Regions from separate parts of the Homo sapiens genome. Here region 1 is linked to region 2. Evidence: chromatin loops called from intact Hi-C (ENCODE). Cell type or tissue: endothelial cell of umbilical vein. All regions are shown on one strand.

Region 1 (2,500 bases), 170 kb after region 2:
GGATACAAGACTGATGAGGCCTGCTGCAGCAAGCTGATGTCTTCGGCCACGGGGAAGAGTGCATCATAGTCCCGGAGGAACCTGCAGGCAGATGAGAGCAGATGGGATGGACAGAGCTGGGGCCACAGGAATGCTGTGCTGCTGCAGGCCACTCCCTGTGTTTGCAGCCCGACCTTATTAGAGCTGTGGTGGGCCTATAGCGGGGGTCTATCATGTAAGGCCTCTTGGGGACCTGTGGGAGGGTCATGGGCCCAGGCCAGCTCAGCCACACTCACCTCTTCTCCTGCAGCAAGGAGCTGAAGATCTGAAGGAACTCTTCGATGAAGCCCTGAATGTTGTCACAGCTAGAACAAGACACCAGGGAAGATGAGCTCATGCAATGCAAGATGAGCTGCAGCTCCTTTACACACCCGCTGCCCCTCTTTAAGGCTGGGGCCCAGTGGAGGAATGAGGCATTTTTCTTGGTTTCTCATCTCTGTTCAGCCAACCCCAGTGCAGTGGAGGAAGCCAAGATGAAATAATGGAAACGCTCCTGAAGGGCTTGGGGAGGAGACTCTTCCACCAGGAGGCAATTCGTGAGGGCTTACCTGCTTTCTAGGATGGGAAGGAGGCAGATCTGGTTCAGGATGATGTGGAAAATCTCCATTAGCTTCTTCCTGGAATGGGAGAGCCTCTGCCACAGGTCACCAAGAAGCCTAGGCCAGAGAGAAAAAAGACACAGGTTTAGGAGACAAAAAGGCCCTGAGGGGCCAGGTGCAGTGGTTTACACCTGAAACCCTAGCATCTTGGGAATCTGAGGTGGGAGGATCACTTGAGCCCCAGGAGTTTGAGACCAGCCTGAGCAACTAAGTGAAATCCTGTCTCTACAAAAAATACAAAAAATTAGTCAAGTGTGGTGATGCAGGCCTGTAGTTCCAGCTCCTGGGGAGGCTAAGGCAGGGGGATCGCATTCGCCTGGGAGGTCAAGGCTGCAGTGAGCCATGATGGTGCCATTCCAGCCTGGGTGACAGAGCAAGACCCTGTCTCAAAAAAAAAAAAAAAAAAAAAAAAAGGGAAAAGAAAAAGAAAAAGAAAAAAAGGCACAAAGGGAGCTTCTCCCCAGCAGTTGCAGGTGCCTCCCTGGAGCAGAGAAGGCCTCACAATTCACTGCTGAGAGCAGCTGGCAAAAGCCATAGGCCCAGAGAAGATAGCTGCTTCCAGGGCTGCTTCTCAGTTCAAACGGTGGGTCAGGAACCAGCAGGCTGAGTACCAAGAGCATGGAGTAACAGCTGAGGGAAGGGCTTCAATGCAGGGCCCAGCCATCATGGTATTTTGGGGGATTGGGTTAATAGACATAATTGCCTTAGTACAAGCAGGACTTTGGGTCAAGTCTCCTTCACGGTGTTTAGTAACACTTAACTCTAGTTGTTGCAGTCTTTCTTATTAGGTCTTCATACAAGTCTACAGAGAACATATATTTTTTTTAATATGCTAAGAGTTTAAAAAAAAATGCAGTTCAAGACCAGCCTGGCCAACACGTCAAAACCCCATCTCTACAAAAAATACAAAAATTAGCCAGGTGTGGTGGCACACGCCTATAATCCCAGCTACTCGGGAGACTGAAGTGGGAGGATTGATTGATGTCAGGAGGTCAAGGCTGCAGTGAGCTGTGACTGCACCACTACACTCCAGCCTGGGTGACAGAGCAAGACCCTGTCTCAAACAACAACAACAACAACAAAAAAAAAAACAAATGCAGAGGTCAGGAAGTGGCTAGATAGGGATGCAGAAGCTCAAAGCTGCACAGTCCCTGGTCCCACCCACTTGTCTTAGAGATAGGGATGCTAATGCCCAGGGAAGGCAGGGCCCTGCTCGGGCCTCTCTGTCCCACAACAACATTCTTAATTTTGTCCCCGCCTCACTTGCTATCTTCAAGCCTCCTCTTCTTAATTGCAGACTCCATTTCGGGAATTGCTGCTTCGTAGAAGGAAGCTAGTCTGTGCAGGCACACACAGGGAAAATGTTGGATTAGTTCATAAATACCACACTTCATAAGAACATCAAAGCAAACCCCAGGGAGTGGGAAGGCCCATTTCTTTTTCCACACAATTTTCTCCAGGGACCCCTTGGTTCTTCCCTGAGCTCACCCCAGACTGACCCACTAGGGCTGGTCCCAGGAACAGCTCATAAGAAGTGACCTATAGCCATGTCCCTCATTCAGATGGGCAACTGAGGCCCAGATAGGCTCATACTAACAGAGGAATCAGAAGGCCACTCGGAACCCACTGAAGTTTGAGAAGCAGATCCAAGATTACTTGCTTGTAATTTTCTTGCTCAAAAACTGTCAGTTAGCCAGGCACAGTGGCTCATGCCTGTAATCCCAGCACTTTGTGGGGCTGAGGCAGGAAGATTGCTTGAGCCAGGAGCTCAAGATCAGCCTGGGAAACAGGCTGGTGAAACTCCATCTCTACAAAAAATACAAAAATTAGCCAGGCATGGTGGTCCACACCTGTAGCCCCAG
Region 2 (2,500 bases):
CCTTCTTGCCAAAGCCCAGCCCAGCCATGACCATGAGTTATGGCAGATTGGGAATCGTTACCTTGATCTTCTCAACCCTTGGGTGTTTACCTTTTCCAAGTTAATGCCTGTTCTTTAATGTTACATTATCTTGTAGCAAGGTAGTCATTTATAATTTATATACTAGAGCTGCCTTAAAATAGAGACAAGAGGATAATCAGCATCCTGAAACTTCTAGTTTTCCAAAATAACATTTCTTCAGTGAAGTCTGCCTGTAGGAATTAAAACTTTTGGTGAATTAAAAAGCTTTTTGTCCTATTGTCAGACTGGGAAATGGATGTGCCCATTACTCAGCCTTAAAAACGAGGAAGGAGATCATCTGTTAAAAATAAAACTCATCATTTTCTTTTATTCTTCTCAAAATAATCCCTAAAGACCTCAATCTTTATAGTGTTCCAGTGGCCCCACTATAGTCAGAGAGGAGACAGGGCAGAAGTTGAAGGACAGATAGGAGAAACGGCCCTGCTAAAAGATAAAAGCCAGTATGCATCTCAGCTACTTGTCTGCTGTGGTCCTGATATTCTTCCATCTAGGTTGCTGCTTTGCTTGACTTTGACTGCAAACACAGAGAAGGGATGGGCTTTCCTGTTGAGTACCTTGTAGAGAACCCACTGTTCATTCATATGTGTTAAAAATGAAAAGCCTACTTGAAAACTCCCCTGTAGAATCAGGTTTTAGCAAAAACCAATCAGGTATCAGAGGTCTAACTTATTTTTCCCTTCTTGGTTTTATAGCAAGTCTCTAAACCCTAAGATTTTTTGTTTGTTTGTTTGAGATGGAGTCTTGCTTTGTCGCCAGGCTGGAGTGCAGTGGCATGATCTCGGCTCACTGCAACCTCCGCCTCCCGGTTTCGAGTGATTCCCCTGCCTCAGCCTCCCGAGTAGCTGGGACTACAGGCATGCGCTACCACACCTGGCTAATTTTTTAGTATTTTACTAGAGACAGGGTTTCACCATGTTGGCCAGGATGGTCTCGATCTCCTGACCTCATGATTCGCCTGCCTCAGCCTCCCAAAGTGCTGGGATTACAGGTGTGAACCACCACGCCCGGCTGCCTAAGAATTTTTTTCATTCCTTTTCATTATATACATCTTCAGTGTGCCAAGACTTTGAGTGGAGATTTCTAATGAGGGCAGGAAGGGACGGATGCTTCTGCAATTGAGTGGTCTCATTTTTCCCATGTCTGTCGAAAGATTACTCTTTCATGACCACCATTTCTATGATGCATCTCATATGATCCTAATGCACTCGAGTTTGTATTTGAATGTCCATCTGATATTTAGGGGTGGTTGGGGCAAGGAGGGGGCAAGCAGCAACTAAGGGGTTGTATGGGAACATCCTGGTGGTTTAACTTGAAAGCCACTAGGTGGCAACATTTACTAAGTTGCCAGCCATTCTCTTCCCTTAAGACATTGAACTTGCTTTTCCACATAGCAGATGGAATAGCTGAGAAAAGAGATTGCCATTGCTTCAGGTTCTTTTGAAAGTGAGGCTATAGGATAAACACACTACAGTATATTGATATCTATTCGTCACCTGGGTTTAGATACCAGGAGTTTGAATTTGCTCTGGGTGACTGGGTGAGTAGCTTCCCCTTTGGCCTCAGTTAGGCATCCTTGACAGGACAGACCTGTGATTGGACTGTCTGGTCTCTCATGGTTCTTTTTCTCCATGATTTATGACTTTGATTATGATTTCTTTATATTAAAAAAAAACTTGTAGTAAAACCAGTCTTATTTAAAGGAATACTAGCCTTTTATCAAAGGGCAAAGTAATGATTTAAAAAAAAAATCAACAACAAAATTTCAAGGGAATGAATGTCCCTAGAAGCTAGCCATCTCCCCGAGTTAACTTAAGAGGCTAGACTCTCCTAAATGAGGATGCTTATTTACCAGCTTTCCTAAATTAGCAGCTTTGGAGATGTTAAAATCCGTAAGGAACTGTCCAAGGGATGTATTGTGTATGCTTTGCAGTGATTAAGCCATTAAGCTCTAATTGGTATTTTCCCACTCATGGGTTTGTAAAGGAAGCTTTAAAATTATTTAGGAATTCAGTCCTCATCAGCTGTCTTAGTGTCATCCCCACGTTTTGGAACCTGAGAGTGGAGAGTGCAGAGAAAAGGTTTTATTAATGATTTTTGCTCACAGTGTCCTTCCCCATTGGTTTGTTATTGCAGATGAAGTGGAAAGGGAAGGACCTCTTTGATTTGGTGTGCCGGACTCTGGGGCTCCGAGAAACCTGGTTCTTTGGACTGCAGTACACAATCAAGGACACAGTGGCCTGGCTCAAAATGGACAAGAAGGTTGGGCTAGAACTCGATGAAACTGGTGGGGCTGACGTGAGCTTTCCAGTTTTTCCCTGAGCAGGCGCCTAGCTCATCACTGGGGCGCTGTAGCTGTATAGTAGAGAAGGGGGCACATTCCTGAATTAAGTCATGCAGAAAGCAGGACGTAGAGATGCTA

Evidence for each region. A loop is a pair of places that touch in the nucleus more often than their neighbours do. Peaks named below come from ENCODE experiments on the same cell type or tissue, not always from the same donor. Only the 100,000 strongest peaks of a DNase experiment are listed, where the experiment ranks them.
Region 1: it touches region 2 in a loop (5-fold over the local background); 1 of 110 quality-filtered maps calls a loop at or near these places.

The regions. Positions count from the first base shown.
Region 1 is chr22:29,806,210-29,808,709 of GRCh38, forward strand. ASCC2 (activating signal cointegrator 1 complex subunit 2) reads right to left here. Exons shown (of 20, transcript NM_032204.5): 9 at 1,902-1,976; 10 at 588-695; 11 at 276-344; 12 at 7-81. Among named protein-coding and RNA genes, the nearest start is that of ASCC2, 31 kb to the right of the region's middle. In endothelial cell of umbilical vein, no CTCF peak of the experiment used is centred here; no DNase peak of the experiment used is centred here.
Region 2 is chr22:29,634,537-29,637,036 of GRCh38, forward strand. It overlaps NF2 (NF2, moesin-ezrin-radixin like (MERLIN) tumor suppressor), which reads left to right. Exons shown (of 16, transcript NM_000268.4): 2 at 2,215-2,340. Among named protein-coding and RNA genes, the nearest start is that of NF2, 32 kb to the left of the region's middle. In endothelial cell of umbilical vein, a CTCF peak has its summit at 1,386 (motif pointing right); a DNase peak (open chromatin) is centred at 1,425; H3K27ac peaks cover 1,125 bases.